2 separate regions of the Homo sapiens genome follow, and region 2 is linked to region 1. Evidence: read pairs that join two places in POLR2A ChIA-PET (ENCODE). Cell type or tissue: GM12878. All regions are shown on one strand. Links, peaks and the distances in the headings refer to the core of each region. The heading gives the core; the rest is flanking DNA. Region 1 overlaps LARP4B (La ribonucleoprotein 4B). Region 2 overlaps LARP4B (La ribonucleoprotein 4B).

The links. ChIA-PET counts read pairs that join two places held together with the same protein. Peaks named below come from ENCODE experiments on the same cell type or tissue, not always from the same donor. Only the 100,000 strongest peaks of a DNase experiment are listed, where the experiment ranks them.
Region 2: POLR2A ChIA-PET joins it to region 1 with 8 read pairs; 5 of 35 experiments call an interaction of 5 or more read pairs at or near these places.

What each region holds. Positions count from the first base shown.
Region 1 is chr10:845,719-858,517 of GRCh38, reverse strand. The region is part of intron 5 of LARP4B (La ribonucleoprotein 4B); the gene reads left to right. Among named protein-coding and RNA genes, the nearest start is that of LARP4B, 80 kb to the left of the region's middle. In GM12878, for the core only: no CTCF peak of the experiment used is centred there; a DNase peak (open chromatin) is centred at 6,417; H3K4me3 peaks cover 691 bases; H3K27ac peaks cover 1,064 bases.
Region 2 is chr10:910,073-922,871 of GRCh38, reverse strand. All of the region lies in intron 1 of LARP4B (La ribonucleoprotein 4B), which reads left to right. Among named protein-coding and RNA genes, the nearest start is that of LARP4B, 15 kb to the left of the region's middle. In GM12878, for the core only: no CTCF peak of the experiment used is centred there; no DNase peak of the experiment used is centred there.

The sequences.
Region 1 (12,799 bases), core at 5,216-7,715:
TATGCCTTTGGTGTCATATCTAAGATAACATTGTTGAATTTATTATAATGAAGGTTTTGTCTGTGTTTTCGTCTGAGTTTTATCATTTCGGGTCTTACATTTAGATCTTTGATCATTTTGAGTTAATTTTTGTATATGGTATAAAGTATGGATCCAACTTTGTTTTTGCATGTGGATATCCAGTTGTCCTTGCACTATTTATTGAAAAGACTGCCCTTTCTCTATAGAACGATCGTGGCACGCCTGTTAAAAAAAACAATTGGCCATGTATGCAAGGATTTCTTTCTCGGCCCTCTCTTCTGTTGCATTGGGCTGTGTGTCTAATAGGCCACCGCAGGGAAAGCCTGGAATTTTAACTGTGGGCCTACAAGAATATAGAGGAGCCCTCATTGTTAACCAACAGGGGGATCCAAAGTAGGAGTTTAAGCTTAAAAAATTTTTAATTTTGTTTCAGGTCAGATTTTTGCTCTTTAATTTTAAAGAGAATTTTTAAGGCTAACCATAGCATTGTTGGGTCTTTCTAGAAATTGGCTTGCATTTCCTAGTGGTTAGTGATGCCAAGCACCCTTTTTGCTCTTGATGTTTTTATCAGTTGTTTAGGATGAGATTTCTAAAATCCTTTTTTAAATTTACAATTCTAATTTAAAGGATCCATCTTTTGGCCATTGACATTTAGAATTTTCAGTGGTGTATAAAGTCCAGGATAGATCCTGGAGAGGACATAGAAGAAGCAATTCCAAAGATACCTCCCACAAAACATTTACTGTCAGGAATGAGCTCAATCAGCAAAGACTCTTGTTGACACAGACTAACCAGGCAGCAGGAGTTGAGATGACAAAAGCCCCTTACACGTGGGACCTCTTATTAAGACAAACTCCCGAGCGCTTGACGTATGCAGAACAAAAAGTCTTGGGTTCCTGTCTTCAGACCGGCCACCCGACCTGATCCGAAAATCGTACCTCCCCCAATGGTGGAGACCAAAGAGTGCTCCCACTTGGTCACAGTTCAAGCTCTCAAGGACATAAAACAAGACCCAAAAAACTTTTGTTTCTGAGGCCTTCATTTTGGGGTATTGTTTTCTGAGTGCCAGCAGAGGTTTCTGTTGATAGATCCTCATCCATGTCCAGTCTCCTAATAGCCCATCAAAGGCAGTCTGCATTTCTGTTACAGTAGTTTTCATCTCTCACAGTTTTTTTCCCCCTCCTTGGGATTTCCATCTCTCTGCTTGCATTGCCCACCTGTTCTTACCTGCTGTCTCCTTTATCCATTTGAGCCCTTAGCATCTTATCCTAGTTCTTTTAAATTCCCTGTCTCATAATTCTGACATCTCTGTCATGCCTGGTTCTAATGCTTGCTCTGCTCTTGACATTGTGTTTTTGGCCTTTGTGTATGCCTTGTAACTTTCTTGAGAGCCAGCTGTGACGTGCTGGGTGGAAGGCACTGTGGTGACTATGCCTTCAGTGCTGTGGGGTGAGGTGTGGGCAGGGGACGCCTTCCATAAGAGGCCTGGGAGTCTCAAGTCTGTAGTGAGCCCGGGCCCTGGACTGTGAAGCTCACAGGAGCTTCTCTTCTTTCCTCCCCTCTTAGGTGGGGCAGCATGACCAGAGGAGGCAGGAGCTAGGTGTTTCCCTTCCTCTAGGTATGTTCTGCTCTGATTAAACCCCAGCAAGTTGGACTGTGGTTAAACTGTCTTTCCTGAGGGCAGACCTTGTTAAGAAGAACAGAGTGCTCTGGTATTTTTCAAAACGGTTACTTTTCTCCTACTCGTGCCGGAAGCACAAAGGGATTTTTCTCTAGTATTCCCTGTGAGGACCTGATCGAGCTCCAGAAAGTATAAGTCACAAAAGTGCAGGAACCCCTCACCCGCCAATGACTGAGACTCCCTGCAGTTTTTAACTCTCAGACTTGGCCACCCTGAGCCTCCAGCAGTTAATCAGTTCCAGGACAGTGTTTTCTGTCCTCGCCTTGGTTCCTGCAAAGGTTTCTGCTCCATATGTTGTGATCGCTTCTCTATTTATCTGTCTGTCTGTCCAATTTGGCAGCAGTTGTTTGCCTTGTGACTTTACGTAGGATCTAAGAAGAGTTGTTAATTGTTCTTTTTAGATTTTTTACTTGTCAGACCAGAGTGATAACTTGCAGGCTTCTCACATGCAGAACCTGAAGTTGCAGCATTTTTTTGTAATGCATATATCTTATTTGGTGTTGTGCCTGTTTGTGCATTTTCTTATTGGGTTGTTTTATTACTCACTTTTGATAGTTATTTATATGTTTTGGATATAAGTCCAGATACGCAATGTACTTTGTTCTCCCAAGAGTATTTTTGAAAAGCAGTTTAAAATTTCTTGTGTAATCAAGTTTATCATTTTTTTCTTTTATGGCTCTTCCTTTTGGTTTATATTCCTCCTATAAGTTTAATTGCTTTAGATTTTACATTTCTAGGTCCATTTTAGGTTAGTTTTTGTATAAGGTATGAAATATGGATCAAAGTTATTTTCATTTTGTGCATAGGAATCTGCAGCTATTGCAGCACTGTTTGTTGAAAGACTTCTCTCTGCTGCGTTGCCTTTGCACCTTTCTCAGAAGTCGTTTGTCCACGTAGGTCTGGATTTATTTTTGGACTGTCTGTTCTGTTCATTGATGCGCTAGCCCGCTTTGACTCCAGTAGTGCACTGCTTGGATTGTCAGCAGAGCTTGCTTCATTGTGCTACTCTTCATTGTGCTTTGCAGCTACCACCTTCTTTATAAATTGAAGTTTTGTGGCAACCCTGCATCAAGCAAGTAATTGGCACCATTTTTCCAATAGCATGTATTCATTTCATGTCTCTGTGTCACATTTTCATAATTCTCACAATATTTTAAGCCTTTTCATTATTATTAATGCTAGTGGTGATCGATGATCTTTGGTGTTTTGTACTACTGCCATTGTTTTGGGGTGCCAGGAGCCACACCATTTAAGGTGGCAAACTTAATATATAAATGACGTGTGTGTTCTGACTGCTCCACTAACTGGCTCTTCCCTTGTCTCTCTCTCTCTTTGCTTGGGCCTTCCTATTCCCTGAGACATGACAGTATTGAAATTAGGCCAATTAATAGCCCTACATTCCCTCTTCTGAGGGTTCCAGTGAAAGGAAGAGTTTTACTTATCTCACTTTTAATCAAAAACTAGAAGTGATTAAGCTTAGTAAGCAAGGAATGTCAAAGGCTGAGATAGGCTGAAAACTCGGTCTCTGGAGCCAAACAGTTAACCAAGCTGTAAATGCAAAGGAAAAGTTATTGAAGGAAATTAAGTGCCCCTCCAGTGAACCCAGAAATGATAAGAAAGCAAAACAGCCTTCTTGCTGAGATGGAGAAACTTTGATCTGGATAGAAAAACCAGTCACAACAATTATTCCCTTAAGCCAAAGTCTAATCCAGAGCAAGACCTTAACTCTCTTAAGTTCTGTGAAGGCTGAGAGGTGAGGAAGCTGCAGAAGAAAAGTTTGAAGCTCACAGAGGTTATTTCATGAAGTTAAAGAAAAGAAGCAGTCTCCATAACATAAAAATGCAAGGTGAAACAGCAAGTTATCCAGAAGATCTGGGTAAGATAATTGATGAAGATGGCTACAGTAAATGACAGATTTTCAATCGAGACAAAATAGCCTTATATTAGAAGGAAATGTTATCTAGGACTTTCATAGCTAAAGAGAAGAAGTTAATCCTGGTTTCAACATTAGAAACCAACTCTCTTGTTGGGGCTAATGGAGCTGGTGACGTTAACTTGAAGCCAGTGCTCATTTCCCATTCTGAAAATCCTAGGGCCCATAAGAATGATGCTAAATTTGCTCTCCCTGTGTTCTTTAAGTGGAACAACAAAGCCTGGATGACAGGACATCTGTTTACATCATGGTTTACTGAATATTTTAAGCTTACTGTTTAGACCTACTGCTCAGGAAAAAAAAAAACAAAGATATTTTTCAGATTTTAATTTCTCATTGAAAATGTACCTAGTTACCCAAGAGCTCTGACAGGTGTACAAGGAGATGAATGTTGATTTCATGGCTGCTAACACAACATCCATTCGGTAGCCTATGGATCAAGGAGTCATTGTGTTTTCAAATTTTCTTATTTAAAAAATACATTTCATAAGGCTCTAGCTGTATAGATCATGGTTCCTCTGATGGATTCTGGAAAGGATTCACCATTCTAGATGCTGTTAAGAACATTTGTGATTCGTGAGGGAAGGCCAAAATGTCAACATTAACCAGAGGCGTTGATTCCAGCCCTCACGGAGGACATTGAGGGGTTCATGACCAGTGGAGAAAGTCACTGCAGAGGTAGTAGAAATAGGAAGAGAACTGGAATCAGAAGTACAGCCTGAAAATATGACTGAATTGCTGCAATCTCATGTACAACTTGAATGTGTAAAACTTGCTTCTTATGGATGAGCAAAGAAAATGGTTTCTTGAGTTAGAATGTATTCCTGGTGAAGACGCTGTGAATATTGTTGAAATGACAACAAAGGATTTAGAATATTCCATAAACCTAGCTGATAAAGCAGCAGCAGGGTTTGAGAGGATTGACTAATTTTGAAAGAAGTCCCACTGTTGACAAAATGATATCAAACAGCATCACACGCTGCAGAGAAATCTTTGGTGAAAGCAAGAGTCCGTCCACGTGATATACTTCGCTGTTGTCTTAAGAAATTGCCGCAGCCACCCAAGTTTTCAGCAGCCACCATCCTGAACAGTCAGCCCTCATCATCAAGGCAGGACCAGCAAAAAAGATTATTATTTGCTGAAGGCTCAGATGATCGTTAACATTTTCCAACAATAGATTCTTTTTATTTATTTTTTTCCAGACATAATCTCACTCCGTCACTTAGGCTGGAGTGCAGTGGCATGATCACAGCTCATTGCAGCCTCTGCCTCCAGGGTTCAAGTGATTCTTGTGCCTCAGCCTCCCAAGTAGCTGGGACTACAGGCATGTGCCACCATGCCCAGCTAATTTTTGTATTTTTATTAGAGACAGGGTTTTGCCATGTTAGCCAGGCTGGTCTTGAACTCCTGACCCCAGGTGTTCCACTTGCCTCGGCCTCCCAAAGTGCTGGGATTGCAGGCCTGAGCCAGCATGCCCAGCCAGCAATAGAGTATGTTTAAATGAAGGTATTGTAGTTTTTTTTTTAAGGACATACTGCTATCTCACATTAAATATACAACAGTTTAGTGTACTCATAATTTTTATATTCACTGGGAAAACAGAACTTTGTGTGACTTGCTTTATTGCAATATTTGCTTGATTGCAGCACTCTGGAACTGAACCCATGATATCTCTGAGGTATGCCTGTACTGTTAATAATTCTTGAAATTAGGTAGTGATAGCCTTCCAACTCTGTTTTTCATAGTTACTTTTTAAATTCCAGTTCCTGTGTATTTCCATGCAAATTAGAATGAGGTTGTTAATATCTACAAAGTGCTGAGATTTTTGTTGGGGGGTTCACTGAATCTATAGATCAGTTGGAGAACATTGACATCTGAACAATATCCATGAACAAGATGTATCTCTTACTTGTTTAGATCTTTAATTTCTCTCAGAAGTATTTTTTGGTTTTCAGTGTACTGGTCTTTTACATCTTTTATCCAGTTTATAAGTATTTTATATTTTTTGGTGCTATTGTAAGTGATTTTTAAAATTTGTATTTGCAGTTGTTTGTTACTAGTATATCAAAGCATTCATTTTTATGTATTGAGTCCAAACCCAGAAATTTTGTTATGCTCACTTATTAGTTTTAGACACTTTTTTGTAGATTACATTGGATTTTCTACATAGATGATTGGATTATTTTAGAATGAAGACTGTTTTACTTTCTCTCCAATCTTGATGCCTTTTATTTCTTTATCCTGCCCCGTTGTACTAGATAGGCCCTCCAGTACAAAGGTGAACAGAAGTGGAAAGAATGAACAAACGTTTGGGTTGTCTCTGGTCTTACAAGAGGCACTCAGTATTTCACCATGAAGTATAACGTTAGTGGTGGTTTTAGGTCTGTGCCCTTTATATGTTGATGAGGCACTCTTCTTTTCCTGGTTTGCTGAGAGATTTTTATGAGGAATGAATATTGTAATTTGTCATCTATGGAGATGGGCATATATTTGTTGTTTTTTAGTGTGTTCGGATGAATTGTATTAATTGTTTTTCAAATGTGATACCAACATTTGTGGTCTAAACCTCTGTAGATCATGATACAGTATACTTTGGATATACTACTGGATTCCATTTACCAAAACTTTGCTTAGAATTTTTACACCTGGGATCTTGGTTTCTAGTTTTCATTTCAGTGTTTTTCTTTCTATTTAAGTTTTTGGAAGAGGTTACGTATTATTTCACCCTCATATGAGGAAGTGAAACAAGTCATGTGGGCAGGAGTTTTCCTTTTTTCTTCTTTCCTTTCTTACTTACTAAACTTACTTAGTTTAGTTGCTCACAGAGTCTTGCTCTGCCACCCAGGCTTGAGTGCAGTAGCATCATCATGGCTCACTCAGTCCCAACCTCCCGGTCTCAGGCGATTCTCCCGCCTTAGCCTCCCAAGTAGCTGGGACTACAGTAGCACACCACCACGCCTGGCTTATTTTTGTATTTTCTGTAGAGATGGAGTTTCACCATGTTACCCAGGCTGGTCTCCAAACTCCTGAGCTCAAGCGATCCGCTCACCTCAGCCTCTCTAGATGCTGAGATTACAAGCATGAGCCACTGCGTCCCACCTGGGCAGGAGTTTTATTTGTGGGAAAGCTTTCAACTACAGTTTATTTTTTCATAGTGCTACTCATTTATTTCTTCTTGAGGGAGCTTTGGTTTATATAGTTACAAAGATTTGGTCTATTTCATCTGAGTTGTGGGATTTACAGCACAGAGTTGTTCATAATACTCTGTTATCACCTGTGAAATCTGTAGTCATGTTACATCACTCATCTCTGTTATTGGTAATTTGTGTCTTCTTTATAATCCCAATCAGTCTGGGTAGAGGTTTGTTAGTTTTATTGACCTTATCAAAAGGTGTTTTCTGTTGGGCATGGTGGTTCACACCTGTAATCCCAGCACTTTGAGAGGCCGAGGCGGGCAGATCACGTGAGGTCAAGAGTTCAAGACCAGCCTGGTCAACATAGTGAAACGCCATCTCTACTAAAAATACAAAAATTAGCCGCCTGTGGTGGCGGGCGCCTGTGGTCCCAGCTCCTCGGGAGGCTGAGGCAGGAGAACTGCTTGAACCCAGGAAACGTAGGTTGCAGTGAGCCAGGATCGCACCATTGCACTCCAGCATGGGGGACAGAGCGAAACTCCATCTCAAAAAAAAAAAAAAAAAAAAAGTTAGTGTTTTCATTTTATCGATTTTTCTCATTTGTTTTACTCTTTCCTATTTCATTCTTTCTTCTGATGTTTGTAATATACTCTCTTACGATTTCTTTGGGTTTAATTTACCCTTTCTTCTGTGTCCTAAGGTGGAAGCAGAGCTCATTAATATGAGGCCTTTCTTATTTTCTGATATAGTCATTTAGTTTTACTATTTTCCCCATAAGTAGTGCTTAAGCAGAATCTCTCAAATTTAGATGCATTGTTTTCATTTTCAGTTACTTCCAAATACTGTATTTCTTTTTTGATTTTTTTTCTTTGACTCATAGATAATTTAGAGATATTTGATTTAGTTTACAAATATTTGGGGGTTTTCCAGGGATCTTTCTTTTATTAATTTCTAGTTTAATTTCATTGTGGTCAAAGAACATACTTTGTATGACTTGAATTTCTTTAAATATATTAAGTCTTATTTTATGGCTTCAAATATGGGCTGTCTTGTTAAATATTCCATTTGTCCTTGAGAAGAATATGTGTTTTGCTGTTGCTATGGGGAATATTTTGTCAGTGTTAATGAGGTCAAGTTGAGTGGTAGTGTTCAAGATTAATGTACTCTTTCTGATTTCTGTCTACTTGTTCTGTCAACTATTGAAAGAAAGGTTCTGTTAATTTTTGCATTTGTCTGTTTATCCTTTTAGTTTTATCAGTTTTTGCTTCACGTATTTTGAAGACTTTTTTGTGGCCTCTTGATTCATTGACCCCTCTCTTTATCTTTAGTAATAGTCTTTGCTCTCAATTTACTTTGTCTCACATTAATGTAATCACTCCAGGTTTCTTTTGACTAGCCTTAATATGGTATATCTTATATCCTTTTTACTTTAAGCTATTTGTGTATTTAATAAAGTGCATTTGTTGTAGATAACATAACATTTGGGTTTTGCTTTTTTGTCTTCTATTTAGAACGTTAACATTTAGTGTGGTAATTGCTTTGGTTAGGTTTAGGTCTCTCATCTTGCTATTTGTTTTAGAATAGTTTTAGACTTAGAAAAATTGAGATGATTGAACACACAGAATTCCCATATACCTGGCACCCAGTTTTTCCTATTACCGACATCTTGCATTAATATGGTACATTTGTCCCAATCACTGAACCAGTAGTGATACATCGTAACCTAACGTCCTTTTTCTGTTGCGGGATCTCAGCTGAGAACCACATTATATTTCATTGTTACGTCTCCTTAGGCTCCTCTTGGCTGTAACAGTTTCCCAGGCTTTCCTTGTTTGTGGTAGTTTTGATATAATAGTTCTGAAGAGTACTAGTCAAGTATTTTGTAACAACATTCTCTTCTATTAGAATTTGATGTTTTCCTCATTATGATACTATAGTGGTAATGGGTTTGAGAAGGTAAAACACCACTTTTATCACATATATCAAGGGTGCACATTGTCAACGTGACTTACCACTGTTGGTGTTGATCTTGATCACCTGGCTGTTTACTGGGTTTCTCACTATGAAGTTACCCTTTCCCTCCCCATTTCCATGTTGTACTGTTTGGAAGGAAGTCGCTGCGTACAGCCCACACTTAAGGAGTTGGGGATTTATGGTCCCCCTCCATGAGGACACGAATCTTCGTAAATTATTTAAAATTCTTATGTATGGGAGATTTGTCTCTTCTCCTTTATTTATTTACTTATTCAACTCTTTATAGCAGTGTGGATTCCAGAATGTTTGTTTTATACTTTTGGTTATAATCCAGTACTGCTTTATTTTGTTGCTCAAATTGTTCTTCTAGCTTTGGCCATCAGGAGTTCTGGTCGGCTCCCTTTGACATGCCCCATCAACATAGGGTTTTTTTGTGGTTATTTTGTTTTGTTTTGTTTCTCCTTGCTTCAGCCTTAGAATCAGCCATTTCTCCAAGGAGCGCTGGGTCCTTCATTGGACAGTGATATCAGAAACCAAGATTGAGTGCTAGACGTGTTCTGTTTCTTTTTGTCCCATGTGTTCTTCGTTCCTCTTTCCCTTTTTTTCTGTTTTCCTTTGGAGCAGCCTTCTTCTTTGTTTCGCTGTTTTAATGATTTCTTTGCGTTTTGCTCCACTTCCTCCGGCTAACACAGTCTACCTTGAGGTGGCTGCGTGCTGCTTCACATAGAGCACAGCATCAGGGCAGTCTGCCGCCGTTTCTCTCGTGGCCCGGATGCTTTGGTCATCATGCCTTTTGCAGTTACTTATGCTATAAACTGACAATATATGTTTTTATTTTTATTTAAAAGTCAGTTATTTTTAAAAGAGATTGAAACTGTAACAAGCAAAACAGCATACGTGTTTGTCCATGTCATGGCGGTTTCTGGTGCTCTCTACTCCTGTGTGTAGATTTTCTCTGTGTTGAGGGCTGACTATACCAGGGTCTGCTGTTACACTTGAGCTCAGCTGCTCGATGTTGTCCGCAGCTTGCTGATCCTCTCAGCTGGTTGTGCTTCTCATTTTTCTGTTTGATTTTGGGAAGCTTCTGTTACTGTGTCTTCAGGTTCCCGAGTCTGCTGTAATGTTTACCCTGTTGTTAATCTCATCAAGTATTTTTAATATCAGACATTGGAGTTTTCATCTCTATAAGTTTTTTCTTTTTTTTTTTTAATAACTTTTATGTCCTTACCTGACTTCGTGAACATATGGAATACAGTTATGATAACTTTTAACATCCTTTTCAGTTAATTTTAACATCTGTGTCAGTTCTGGATTGGCTTCTGTTGGTTGATACTTCTCATTGTCATGGGTCATATCTTCCTGCTTCTTTCTTTGCATGCATGGTAATTTTTGGTTAGATTGAGTTTTACTGTATTCAGGGCTTAGTATTTTTGTATTTCTTTAAATATTTGATATTTGTTCTGGGATGCAGCCAGGTTTCTTGGAAACAGTGTGATCCTTTCATATCTTGTTTTTAAGATGTTAGGTGTGAGTGGGACGGTGCTGTGTGGGGCCTGTTCCTATCACCGAGGCAGGGCTCCGGGAATCACAAGAGTTTCTGGTGGGGAGGGTTAACCATTTCAGGCTCTGCACGTGAATGACATATATTGTTATACTTCTGATCCCCTCAGGTGGTTCTTCCACGAGCCTTGGGTAGTTTCATCACATCCGTGCTTTGCAAAGAACCTGGCTGACAACGTGATGGGTCCTGGGCCCTGTGGTTCTCTGGAGCTCCTCCTGCTGTCTGGCCTATGCAATCAGCCTCCCTATCTCCTGCATTCTCTTTTTCTCTTCCACACAGCCATACACTGGGTTCCCACCTGACTTCCCACTCCCTGGGCACAGCCTGGGACTTCCCTCAGGGCAGTGGGCTGGACTTGTGGGGGTTACTTTAATGTCTCATGTCAAGCTGGGCACGGTGGCTCACGCCTGGAATCCCAGCACTTTGGGAGGCTGAGGTGGGCAGATCACGAGGGCAGGAGTTCGAGACCAGCCTGACCAACATGGTGAAACCCTGTCTCTACTAAAAATACCAAAAAAAATTAGCTGGGCCTGGTGGTGTGCGCCTGTAATCCCCGCTACTCAGGAGGCTGAGGTAGGAGAATCACTTGAACCCGGGAGGTGGAGGTTGCAGTGAGCCAAGGTTGCAAGATCGCGCTACTGCACTCCAGTCTGGGTGACAGAGCAAGGCTCCGTCTCAAAAAAAAAAAAGAAAAAAGTTTCATGTCACATAGGAATCTATGTCCTTTGTTGCTCTATGTCCCACATCTGGAAAACTGTCATTTCATCTGTCTTATTTGGTTTCTTGGTGGTTTTAAAGGGAAAGTTAACCTAGCCCCTGTGACTCCATCTACCTGGAGGCAGATGGCCTGTGTCTTACCAACACCATGTGCCCAACCTCCAGTCTCCCTGAGAGCCCGTCTCACTTGTCATTGTCTTTGCTCCTCAGTGTCCTCTGTCTGCAGTGCCGGGTGTTTCTTGCATGGTTGGGTCACTCCCCATCTTTCTAAGGTGGTATTATCTCTCATCTTAGGTGAAGCCACCCCGGGCAGCCCATCTTCCACTGTAGAACACTTCAGCTGTCTGCTTGCTGTCCCATCTCCTTGCTTCCATTCCCTCTTGAGTGCAGTCCAGGTCTCCTTGCTTCCATTCCCTCTTGAGTCCAGTCCAGGTAGACAGTTGTCCTAAGCAGCATTTGTCGAGCTCTTTAATGACCCTGGTGCAGCCAGATCTAGTAGTTAGTTTCAACTTCTTAACTTACCTGGCTCTACTGTGTCATGTTATAGTGGATGATTCTCTTGGCTCCTAACTTCACAGTATCCTAGTGGTCTTCCCACCTTGCTGGCTGTGAGCCTGTGTCCCTTGGCCCTCATGCGCTTGCCTCCTGCTGAAGGTGGGAGTGTCCCGGGTTCAGTCCTGGGCTGCTTTTCTTCCTTCCCTTGTGGCTTCGGCACCACCTATCGCTTGGAGAGTCCTCCCTAGTGCCCTGTCCTCAGTGATTGCATTATCTTCCGGCTGGTGCCTGCACAGTCTGTCTACACCATGGAACCAGAGAGATATTTTCAAAATGTCAGCCTTGAATTGATTTTCTATTACGTTTAGGTTACTTTAACGTCCTCCTTGATCTCACTCACACACACCGGCCTCTGTGACCTCATTTCTTACTGTGTCTGTCACCCCTCTTCTCAGCTGTGCTGGCCTCCTACTGCTGGACTCTACCCCTTGAGAGGCCCCACCTTGGGACCCCTGTGCTTGAGGCTCCCCATTTAGAACACACTTCCCACCTTCCTGTGTGCCCCACCCCTCCTCTATCAGATCATATGGCACTTCCTGTCTGGATGGCACCAGGCCTTGCTGCCCCTCATCCTGGGTTGTTTCCTCAGTGTCCGTTTCTCTCTGACATGATGTGTATAGTTACTGGTTAACTGTCTGTTATCTGCCTCTCCCACCAGAGTGTTGGCTTCACGAGAGCACAGGCTTTGCGTTATTCAGGCTGAATTCACAGAGCCTGCAGTAGTGCCTGGCACTTGGAAATATTTAGTAAATACCTATTAAACATGGGGAGTGGAGTGTGAATTTAGATGAGTGACCCGGAGACACCTTAGTCTAGATGGACAGTGGCATCAGGTTGTGTTTTCAATTTTCCATTTTCAGTCTCATTGAGTCCCATGATTTGGTTTTGTGTTATGGTTACTTTAGCAGTTTTGGTTTCTTTTTGCTGATGGGGGTGGATTTTTACTAAGCTCATTGTATAACACCATACAAACTCTCTATCCCTCTCATTTGTCCTGAACGCCCCACTTTGTCTTTGCCTTTTCATGGTCTTTAACTTTGACTTTTAAGATACAAGTGTCTCTTGTGTTAGCATGGCTCTTATATGATTGTACCATGCTAATTTATATAGGAAGGCAGGAAAAACTTAGTTCTTAGCATTTCAGTGCCTGTCATCGCAACATTATTAAAATACCTCTTTATGCAGTGTCCGGAGTCCAGCAGTTTATGCAGTGTCTTCTAGAG
Region 2 (12,799 bases), core at 6,515-9,014, 63 kb before region 1:
CAATCTCCTGACCTCAAGCAATCTGCCTGCCTTGGCCTCCCAAAGTGTTGGGATTACAGGCGTGAGCCACTGTGCCCGGCCTGCGTAGCATGATTTTAAGTTCTATGTTCCATATTCCTCTGTGGTTAATATCCATACCTCCAGTGATACTTGTTATTTATTTATTTATTTATTTATTTATTTATTTATTTATTTAACAGACGGGGTCTCGTTCTGTTGCCCAGGCTGCAGGAGTGGAGTGTAGTGGTGTGGCCACTGCTCACTGCAGCCTCCAATTTCTGAGCTCCAGTGATCCTCCTGGCTATTTAAATAATAATTTTTTGAGACATGAGGTCTTGCCATGTCACCCAGGCTGGCCTCAGTCTCCTGGCCTCAAGTGATCCTCCAGCCTCAGCCTCCCAGGTTGCTGGGAATATGAGTGTGAGCCCCTGTGCCTTGCTCCATTGACAGTTGTTACCAGGCTAAATTGCTAGTTCAGGTTGCCTTTCAGTGGGTCACTTGGAGCAGGGGTCCCTAACTCCCAGGTTGTCCGACCCGTACCCATCATGGCCTGGTAGGAACTGCGCTGCACAGCAGGAGGTGAGCAGCAGGGTGAGTGAGCATTACTGCCTGAGCTCCACCTCCTCTCAGATGAGCAGTTGCGCTAGATTCTCATAAGAGCTCAAATCCTACTGTGCACTGCACATGCAAGGGATCTAGGTCGCATGCTCCTTATGAGAATCTAGTGCCTGATGATCTGAGGTGGAACAGTTTCATCCTGAAAGCATCCTCCTCACCACCCCCCACCCCCTGACCCCTCCGCTCTGTCTGTGGAAAAATTGTCTTGCATGAAACCTGTCAGTCCCTGGTGCCAAAAAAGATTGGTTACCGCTGACTTGGAGTACTGACCATTGTGAAAATGAGTAACTGATGAATCAGCAATAGTTGCTTCTTCACGCTGTCAGTGAAGACCAAAGAATGAATATGGGAAGCAGTATTACCAGTGTTGCTGCGTGTGCACGTGGCCTTCAGTTTTTCCCTGCTCTTCCCATTTCTTTGTACACACCGATGAATTTAATCTCTTCTGCTGAAATCATTATTCTTTAGGGCTCAGTACAGGAGAGTTAAACCTAAGCATGAAAGGACTGGAAATGGGATGTAGAATTGCCAAATAAACTGTAGAAGCATTGAGGCACTTAAAAATCTCCATGACCTGGAGAAATTCCAGTGAAGAGTAAACTTTTGCAGTGTGCCTTAGGATTCCGAGTGACCACAAGTTTTATTATCTTTCAGGCAAGGCCACACAGATTCTTGGCATACTATTTCCTGTAAGTTCAGAATTTTGGAAGTGTGTTGGTCATTGTGGTAGTCCTCCCCCTCCCCGCGTCCCCCTGCCAACCTTACAGGAAAGAAAGAAGTGGTAGTTTTATTCTGTTATTGAGAATAGGTTTTTCATGAAATCACATGAAGTTACAGCTCAACATAAATAACTGTAGACTAGATGTTTTCCCAAAATCGTTATATGGCCACAAATTGTGTTAGATAATTATATGAGCAAGGCAAATAAATGCTGGATCATTAACTTCCAGTTTTCTTTCTTTCTTTTTCTTTTTTTTTTTGAGATGGAGTTTCACTCTTGTTGCCCAGGCTGGAGTGCAATGGTGCGATCTCGGCTCACTGCAACCTCCACCTCCTGGGTTCAAGCGATTCTCCTGCCCCAGCCTCCTGAGTAGCTGGGATTACAGGCATGCACCACCACGCCTGGCTAGTTTTGTATTTTTAGTAGAGACAGGGTTTCTCCATGTTGGTCAGGCTGCTCTCGAACTCCCCACCTCAGGTGATCCGCCTGCCTTGGCCTCCCAAAGTGCTGGGATTACAGGTGTGAGCCACCATGCCTGACCCTTAACTTCCAGTTTTCAATTTGATGTTGGGAAGTGTGGTTAGGTAAATTTATTGTAAAGCATATATTTACGAAATGTTTAATAATAATAATAGTGAACATAACATTTAATCAGCCTTAACCCAGTTGCATGGAGTGTTTTCTTTTTATCAGTTCCATCGTTATCAGTCTGGAATTAAAAGACTGAAGGAACCTTTAATTCTTTTTAATTCCTTTTTTTTGAGACAGAGTCTCACTTTGTCCCCCAGGCTGAAGTGCAGTGGCTGTATCTTGGCTCACTGCAATCATCACCTCCTGGGTTCAAGTGATTCTCGTGCTTCAACCTCCAGAGTAGCCAGGACTACAGGCACGTCACCATGCCCAGCTTATTTTTATAGTTTTAGTAGAGACAGGGTTTCTCCATATTGGCCAGGCTGGTCTGCAACTCCTGGCCTCAAGTGATCTGCCTGCCTTGGCCTCCCAAAGTGCTGGGATTACAGGCCTGAGCCACTGTGTCTGGCCTGATTAATTCTTAATTCATAAAATGTTAGGTGTGAATTAAATAGTACTTTTGAAGTAAGATGTTTATATTCTAAGACTGTGAGTTTTGTTCTACGTTATTTTGTCAACTGAGATTTGGTAACTAGTTTGTGAAAATAATTGTCAGAAAAACAGTGTAATATTGCAGTTGCAGTCTTAGGATTTTAGATCTCTGAAGACTCAGAAACTGAAGCCCATGAGGTAAAATTAATTAGAGATACAGCTGGCTAGTTGGTGACAGAGCTAGGACTGTAACGAGCCTCCTCTTTAAGTCCAGCATCCCGTTGCACTGTAATTGCAGAGTTTACTGTGGTCGCTGTTAAGGCGCACCCTCCGCTGTGGTATATCAAAAGAAATTGGTGAAAGCATTAATTTTATGTATGTTAGATAATTTAAATAAGTGTTTTAACTTTTTGAGGTAGATTTTTAAAGCAGTTATTAGACTGTGCTTTTTAAAAGATTGAAATATATTTACTCCAGGAAAATTAAGTGTTTTGTCATTTTAGATAATCCATTAACCTTAATCCAAATAGGGAGGTGCTAATTGGTGTTCTGGTTAACACCCTCCGGTTTGTATCGTGTAATCAGACTGCAGCTTACAGTTCATCTTTGAGAAATAGTCTAAGAGAAATTCATGTAAATTAAATGGTTTTCTTCCTAAAGCATTCAGGGAGAGTTGTTCATTTTAACGTCCACGCTGTTAACACAGGAGTCTGTGTGCAGTCTTGGATCCAACTTCAACACCTGTGTTCATACCCGTCACCTTTGTGTAGAGGAACTCACACTAGAGATAATGTGACTTGCTGTGAGCTCTCCTGGCCTTTGGTTTACTGTCCTCAGGCAACTGTGGTGTGTGTCAGGATCTTTCACACTATCTTACACTCTTAAGAAACTACAGCAAATTGCAACAACTCCCACCCTCAACAATGTATTGGACTTGTAATTCAGAGGATTGAAAGCCCCCTCCCTTTTTTCCCCCCATTTATTCTTCAGAACACTTGTTTTACTGTTTGGGAAACTGAGTCTTGGTGACAGTTTGCTTTACATCATCCAATACAGGAAGAACAGAAAATGGGAACTTTATAGCTTCTTGCTTATAAGCCTTTTGCGTGGCAGGAGAGAATTCTACCACTGAACGACCCATGCACCGATGCTTATAAGCCTTTTGCAAGTAATACCCAGCTCTTAGAGAGGGTCAGCGTTCTGTGCAGCACCTTGGATCCAAATAACATGATGTATTTGGGGGCTTAAGTCACACATCATAGTTCAGCATCAGAGATACAGGCCCTGTACTTAATAGTTTAATAACTTAATTATTTAAATATTTAATAGTTGAATAATTACTGTTAAACAAAGTATTAATAGTAATTTTCATTGTGGTTATCTTTTTTTTGAGACGGAGTCTCACTCAGTTGCCCAGGCTGGAGTGCAGTGGCTTGATCTCCGCTCACTGCAAACTCCGCCTCTCGGGTTCACGCCATTCTCCTGCCTCAGCCTCCCTAGTAGCTGGGACTACAGGCGCCCGCCACCACGCCCAGCTAATTTTTTTGTATTTTTTTTTATTAGAGATGGGGTTTCACCGTGTTAGCCAGGATGGTTGCGATCTCCTGACCTCGTGATCCACCCACCTCGGCCTCCCAAAGTGCTGGGATTACAGGCGTGAGCCACCGCACCTGGCCCATTGTGGTTATCTTTGAAGCCAGAGATATCCTATGCTACAAGATTGAGTAAAGTTATCTACATTTCCGAACAGTAATTCAGAATCATTGGAAGTGATAGGAATTTTCAATGGCTGATTCTTATAGTTTGCCTGAAACTTTTTTTTTTTTTTTTTTTTTTTTGAGACAGGGTCTCACTCTGTTGCCAGGCTGGAGTGCAGTGGCGTGATCTTGGCTTATTGTGGTCTTGACCTCCCAGTCTCAAGCGGTCCTCCCTCCTCAGCCTCCCGAGTAGCTGGGACTACAGGCACGTGCCACCACACCTGGTTAATTTTTGTATTTTTTTGTAGAGATGGGTTTTCATCTTGTTGCACAGGCTGGTCTCAAACTCCTGGGCTCAAGCAATCCTCCTGCCTTGGCCTTCAAAAGCACTGGGATTACAGGCATGTGCCATCATCCCCGGCCTGTCTGAAACTCTTTTTGTGATGTTAGTGTTGACCTAAAATGAAGAAGCTGAGTGAAGAGTTTATTTGGGCCAAGCATGATGATTGCAACCCAGGAGCATAGACCAAGTTGCTCAGCGGCAGTTACAAGTGGATTTTTATGATGGGATGATGTATGACGGTGCTGGGAAGGCTCATTCTCAGCCCTCAGTCAAGTCACTGATTTATGTAACTGTCATTGCTTGTTAAATCTTCTGTAGTCTTTGAATTTCATGCTTTTGGTTTTCTTAGAGGTAAAACAATAAAATACATAGTAAAAATCCTATTACATTGGAGATTCAATCCAAATTGTAGGAAAACAATAAAAACTCAAACACAATGGTTAAGGCTGGAATCTAATAACATGGGTACTATAGTTTTCTTATGAAGCATAATTTTTTCTCTCTCCAGTCCCCATTTTTACTGAAGATATAAATCTTAGGAGGACCAGCTTACTTGCAAAATAAGTTTTAGTATTATACTTGGGCTGATTATTTGCATAAAATGCAACAAGAATAATGATTGGCCATATAGGTTCTTTAAGTTGTCTTTGCTGGAACTTTCATAAGGAATTTTGGATTCAACTATAAAGCCTCAAGGCTAGGAAGCCAAGCCAAGGACTATGCTGGTAATACTTACATGAATTGGGTGAATTCCTCTCTTCTTGAGGTCGCAAAATATCTTGAGGTTCCTGGGCTTGTCAGAAAGTAAGATTGTTTTACTTGCTGCACATCAGGAACCTTGTAAAGGAGCCATGTAAACAAGGTACCAGGCTAGTCTTTCCAACAGGCTTTTTATTGGCTCTACATAGTCAACCTCTGTTCTTTAAACCAGTCTGGTCATATCTTAAAATACGCCATTCCAGTCAAGAGTGTCGGTAGAATAACCAGTGTCTTAATTGTGTCCTGTTACAATAAACCGGTTTTTATTGAACTTAAAACGCATATAATTAGACTGTCATAAAATAAGAGTACTCATGAATAGTTTATACATTTTGGAGAAATAAGGTAGAGAGTAAGGTGAATGTTTCAGTCTTGCTCATAAAGTTATGTTTTACCCATTTGCTACAAGCTATAAAAAGCTTGAAAGAAAAAAGCTTCCTCGACTTGGGAAAACAAAACATGAAAAGAATCAGCAATGTTTCAAACAAAAAGTCGTCAAAATCATTTCAGTCATCTGTAATTTCAGTCCCATGTAATTAAGTTTTATTCTGCTTGATATACAGAGTTAGCAATCATCATGAACACAACAGTTTATTAGAGTTCTGAAAGTTTTTACTTACTCCAATGATAATGGTCTTCAAAATTATCAGAAACTTGTATTCAAGAGTACTTACCACCTGGCGCAGTGGCTCATAGCTATAATCTCAGCACTTTAGGAGGCCAAGAAGGGAGGATCGCTTGAGGCCATGAGTTCAAGACCAGCCTGGCCAACATAGCAAGACCCCCATCTCGACAAAAAATAGAAAAATTAGCCAGGTGTGGTGGTGTGTGCTTATAGTTGTAGCTACTTGGGAGGCTGAGGTGGGAGGATCACTTAGGTCCAGGAGTTTGAGGTTGTAGTGAGTTAGAAAGTGCCACTGCACTCTAATCTGCACAACAGAGCAAGACCTTGTCTCTTTATTTATTTGTTTGTTTTGAGACGGAGTTTCACTCTTGTTGCCCAGGCTGGAGTGCAATGGCGTGATCTCGGCTCACTGCAACCTCCACCTCACAGATTCAAGTGATTCTCCTGCCACGGCCTCCCAAGTATCTGGGATTACAGGCATGCGCCACCACGCCTGGCTAGTTTTGTATTTTTAGTAGAGATGGGGTTTCTCCGTGTTGGTCAGGCTGGTCTCGAACTCCTGACCTCAGGTGATCTGCCTGCCTTGGCCTCCCAAAGTGATGGGATTACAGGCATGAGCCATCGCGCCCAGCCAAGACCTTGTCTCTTAAAAAAAAAATTATTTTCCATGAATTCCCTTGAAGAAAAAGCAAATTTTTGACTGTAGCCAAGTGTAAACTACTTTTTGAGAAGAGTCAAAGTAGAACAATAATTGTCTGTGGATGCCAAAAGACTTAGAGTAGCTACAGTTAAAGACACAATTTACAAGGAAATTTGGTTATTTTTGTGGCATACAACAATTTAACATAATAACCATAATTATGTCTGACATATCAAGACATATCAGGATTTCAGAAATCTCATGTAACGTTGGAACACACATTAATACCATGCACACAAATATAACCCAAAGTTAAACACCATTTCTTATTTGACAAAGCTTCACATACAATTTTAACATACCAATTAAGCCTAATAGGTCTCTCTCGGACTTCCAGGGGGTTCCTTTTGGAAAAGACTTAATTTTAGAATTTGAAAGTTGATTTTGGGAAATGTGTCAAATATTGAAAAGGATGTTGTTCAAAACAGAATCACAGGTTGCTGTAAAATAATAGTCATTTAGCCAGATAATTGAAATATTTCAAAAAGCAAAAACCTTTTTTTTTTTTTTTTTTGAGGCGGAGTCTCGCTCTGTCTCCCAGGCTGGAATGCAGTGGCGCCATCTGGGCTCACTGCAACCTCCGCCTCCTGGGTTCACGCCATTCTCCTGCCTCAGCCTCCTGAGTCGCTATTCTCTTGCCTCAGCCTCCTGAGTAGCTGGGACTACAGGCGCCCACCACCACATCCAGCTAATTGTTTGTATTTTTAGTAGAGATGGGGTTTCACCGTGTTAGCCAGGATGGTCTCGATCTCCTGACCTCGTGATCCACCCACCTTGGCCTCCCAAAGTGTTGGGATTACAGGTGTGAGCCACTGCACCCGGCCAAAAAAACAAAAACTTTTTCTCTTTTTTGATACTCAGTTTTCTAAACAATCAAAAGACCTAAAAAGACGACATGAGACCAACAGAATCTTTTTTTTTCCAGCTTATTCAAAAGGTGAGCAAAAGTCTTTTGTTATCCTCATTAATATTATATGAACATCTTGTTCAAAAGAGAAAAATAAATTTTACCTTTGCATCAGTATATTGTCAGTGCTAGAGCCTTTTATTTTTTTTTCCCCTGGAGACAGGGTCTGCTCTGTTGCCTGGGGTGGAGTGTAGTGGTGTAATCATAGCTCGCTGCAGCCTCAAACTCCTGGGCTCAAGTGATCCTCCCACCTCAGCCTCCTGAGTATAAAGCTATTTTAATGAAACTGTCCATCAAATCTCAATCAGCTTGGACCATGCAAGATAAAATTTCCATAAACTTTTTACAACCACTTAAAATTTTTTCTTAAAGAGCAGACCAGTGCTCCAAGAAAAGTCTGCTGTTCTGACACAGGGGCCCAGACTCTGGCCCTGCATTTGTGTACGTTGTATATTAATGTTCAATTTTAGCAAAACTAAATAATTCTCTTCTAATTTAGCAAGCTTGATTACACACAATTTTTTTTTCACAAGATTAATCTTCCACAAATGGTCTACAACTTGCTGAAGCCTTTGGTTTTGACCTATACCTCTTTTTTTTTTTTTTCTTTGCTGGGGGGTGGGCGGTGGGGGCGGGTGGGGCGCTGAGTCTACCTCTGTAGCACAGGCTGGAGTGCAGTGGCATGATCTCGGCTCACTGCAACGTCCGCCTCCCGGGTCTCGGTTCAAGCAATTCTCTTGCCTCAGCCTCTCGAGTGGCTGGGATTACAGGCATGCGCCACCATGCCCAGCTAATTTTTGTGTTTTTAGTAGAGATGGGGTTTCACCATGTTGGTCAGGTTGGTCTTGAACTCCTGACCTCATGATCCACCCACCTTGGCCTCCCAAAGTGCTGGGATTACGGGTGCGAGCCACCACGCCTCACTCGACTTTTTTTTTTTTTTGGCTGAGTCTTCCTCTGTAGCCCAGGCTGGAGTGCAGTGGCGTGATCTCGGCTCACTGCAACCTACCTTTCTTTTTTATATTGGCATTTTACCTTAAGAGAAAAACTTACTTTCCTTTCCCCCTTATCATTTTGACCATACAAAGATCTCTGTGTACAAGGGAAAAACAATTAGTCTCTTTTCAACTTTCCTTACATCTTTTAAAATATGCTCTGTATATAAAATTGTTTCTTATACCTAATAGTTTTAATTACGTATATTAACTACAATTTTAACTCTTAGTAACTCGAATTTCCAGTGAAAAACCCAGGAAGTAATTTTGAACTGTTTTATACCACATGACAACAATTTCTGAATATTTCCTCAATTTTTGTTTATAACCTAAATATATTTTGTTTATAACCTAAATATATTTAACTTTTCTGTACCCTATAAATGAGATAGATATTTTATGATTACCTGTTAATTAACATAACATGGCTTTAAGATTAAATTTTTGAAAAGGGTTTGTGAAACTATGAAAAGTTTGTTTATAAATATCTTATTTACATTCATCTAATTTATTCTTCGTTATTTTTATTTTTTTTTGAGACCCAGCCTTACTGTGTCACCCAGGCTGGAGTGCAGTGGCTTGATCTCAACTCACTGCAACGTCAGCCTCCTGGGTTTAAGTGATACTCCCACCTCAGCGTCCCAAGTAGCTGGGACTACAGGCGTGCGCTGCCATGCTCAGCTAATTTTTGTATTTTTGGTAGAGAGGGGGTTTCACTGTATTGGCCTGGCTGGTCTCGAACTCCTAGTGATGGGATTACAGGCGTGAGCCACTGCACCCGGCCCTAATTTATTCATTCTTAACAGTTATTATGCTTGAATAGTTCATTAAACAAAGTTAGCCATCATCTCAATTTATTTCTTTGTTAATCATTTCTACAGCCTGTGAAACCCTAGAGTTAAATGAATGAGTATTTGCTGATGAGAAGACATAGCTCCTTTCATTAAACCAACAAACTAATCTTTATTTACCAAAGATCTACCCAAGTCATGAACTAAAAGACATTTGAGTTTCTATTTGTCTGATGAAATATTTGATTTAAGCACTTGTGTTTTCTTTAAGCTGGTTAATTAGAGGTGTTTCATATATTTTGGTAGTGAAATATCACATATATATGATACATAAAAGTAAAGACATGCAGATGCACTAACAGAAGCAGATCTTACAGTTTTATAAGATTTTTCATTTGCTAGTGAAAATAATTCCCCCCCTCCTTTAGACTATCAGTCTCTTAATTATCTGTTCCACTCCCCTAAACAATTCAGATTGCTAGACAACCCTAAATTTTCACTTCCAAAGACATGACTCTCAGGTGAAAACTTACATCCCAAAGGCAGAGAACTTAGATCTAAACACTATTATTTGTTGAATCAAAAAGGGATAGTCAGGAATTGCCAGGAAAAGCATCAAGCAAAGGGAAGGTTTGCTCTGTAAACTTTAAGCCAATGTTTTTTTCATTGTAAAAGTTTATAGTGGCTTGAGTGCAGGAAGGGAGATGCCCTTACAGATGTCAGTTTCTTTTATAAAGAGGTTCAGGATAGCTAGCTAAATGTCAGAAAGTCATATTTTGTGTTTTTGTTTTTGATGGGGTCTCACTGCCATTCAGGTTGGAGTGCAGTGACCTCTGCAACCTCTGCCTCCCAGGCTCAAGTGATGCCTCCCGAGTAGCTGGGACCACAGGCGCACGCCACCATGCCCCGCTAATTTTTTTTTTTGAATTTTTTTTTTTTTTTTTTGTCAAGACGAGGTTTCTCCATGTTGCCCAGGCTGGTTTTGACCTCTTGAGCTCAAGGGATCTGCCCGCCTCAGCCTCCCAAAGTGCTGAGATTACAGGTGTGAGCCAATGCGCTCGGCCATAGAACGTCATATATTGGAGAGCAGTCTGGTTAGATAGGTGGTCTTCCAACCTAGATGTTTCTTGGTTAGATTACTGACTTTAATGAGTGGAAAAAGAAAACATTTGCAGTTTCTAGGGCCTAATACTTAAATTTGAAAAGCAGGCACAGATGAAAGGCAGAGCATCTAGATCAAGCCTGTCCTACCCTCGGCCTGGGATGGCTTTGAATGCGGCCCAACACAAATTTGTAAATGTTCTTAAAACAGTATGAAGATTTTTTTTTTTTGCGATTTTTTTTTCTTTTCTTTTCTCTCTCTCTTTTTTAAGCATCTCATCAGCTGTCATTAGTGTTAGTGTATTTTATGTGTGGCCCAAGATCAGTGTGGCCCAGGGAAGCCAAAGATTGGACACCCTTGATCTACATCTTTAAAAATCAAGGATTCCACTTTTATTAATAGACTGAATCTTGGGTCCCCCAAAGGAGGGAAACGCCATAACACCTGCCACGCAGAGCTTCCACAGTGCTTCTCACTGCAAGGACATTCCCTCAAGGTTGGTGAGTGGCCCAGTCAGCCCACTGTGACCAGCCCATCCCATATGGGAATCTTATCACTTGGTGGTGAGCACTCTCCTAACCTCCAAGTGTTCAAACTGCATCTGTCTAAATGTGTAAAGAAACAGTAGCCATCCTGCAGTAACAACTATTCAGTCAGCCACTTCCCAAACTGCAGCTTTCACCAGTGACTTGTCCGCCATTGCACACACAAAAGTCAGGGTCTCTCTCACAGTGTAAAGTAATCCCGAAAGCCCCCGAAAACCACGAAATTGGACAGCGCAATGCAAAAGGGAGCAGAGCTTTAGACCTGAGAGGAAACTACTCACAACTCTTCAGACTCCGTACTGAAAACAGAAGACCCTTCCAGAAGGGGGTGAGTGTTGCCTCTTCCTGTGTTCCGAAGCGGGTCTCAGAGTCATTAGAAGTGTCCTCTAGATTTCTTCATGTATCAAATATGGCAAAAAGAAGGAGTAGAAGTGTGGAAGGAAACAGAACAAGTCTCAGAGGAACCATTTTAGGAAGATCTTAAGCTTTCTGACAGGCAAATTAAGTTTTGTATTTTCCTCCACAAAAATCATACCAACAAGACAGGAAGCAAACAGGGATCAAACACATTTTAAGGTGAGTTTCAGTTGACTGAAAAGAGTTCCCAGAAACAGGATCCAAAAGAGGAAAAAGCAGAAAGGCTTTTTTTTTCCTTCCAAAAAAACAATAGCCAAAGTATCAGCTTTTTATACTTCTGACCGTAGAACTCTGAAAAAGAATGTTTTCAAATCTTATCATCAGATTTCAGCACAAACATAAAGTACGTTTCCCATTTAGTTTCTCTGGTTCTAAAGCCAACTTTTCCCCCAATTAGGTACACAGATTAATTATTTTAGACACTTAAAGGATGCTCATTTTGGCTACTGCTGCTCACAACTGTCCTGTGTTAGGCGGCTCCACTTTCTAAATGTAAGAGAGTGCCCCCTAAGTGCACACACATCCAGCTGATGTTTCCACAAAGACTGCTCAGATTGTAAAGTCCAATTTTGTATAATTTACTAACTTCTGAAAAGTGACAAATGGCTGGGAATGTGTTTAGGGTCTAAGTGTGATGTGACTTGGACTGTCCCTAACTGCCAGGGGACGGGAGTGCTCAAGCAGGGTACGGGGGACCAGACCCTCACACCCATCTGGAGGAGCAAAAGGGCTGTGTGCTTTTCAGTAGGAAACTAACAGGAGTTGGTCACAAATGAAAGGCTAAGCCCAGATTTTCAAATGATAGAAAACAGCTGCAATCTTAAAAGCATGCTCTATAAAACGTAACCACCAGTATCTGCCAGTCCTTTATCCCAAACCTCTGCCATGAGCAGAGGTGGAAAAACCTTGACCCAAAATCCTGGCCCTGAGGCAGAGGCAGAAAGAAGGCAGTTGTCTGCGGAACTCTTCACCCCAGTCTCTTGTCCAAAGACAGCAAAGCCCTCACTCTTAAAGGAAAGAGGGAGTTTGAAAAACAGTCCAAGTAAAATCTAGATGTTCAGCCAAAGAATGGGAGTTCCAATTTCAGGAGACCTCACACAAAACACCACATGAGACCTCTGAAGATGGAGAGTGTCACACTGGTTCCCAGCGCCACTCTCAGAAAAACCAGGTGATTGAGGGGAGACATTCTGAATCCTGCTGTCTTACATCACGTATGTCAGCCTAAAAGGAAGAAGCTGAGGCAAAATTAATATAAGTAGAGAGTTGATTTGGGCCAAGCCTGAGGATTGCAGCCCAGGTGTATGGATTCAGGTTGCTCTGAGTATACACCCCATTAGCAGAAGTTGGAAGTAGATTTTTAAAGGGAAAAAAGGCAGTTCCTGAGTTGTTTACAAAAAATGTACATCAAAATAACATAAGCTATTGATTGGCTGTACATTGTTCATCGTTGTCATAGATTTCAGGAACATGAAGATAAGGGTAAGGCAGCCAGTCAGGAACAAAATGACTAAACA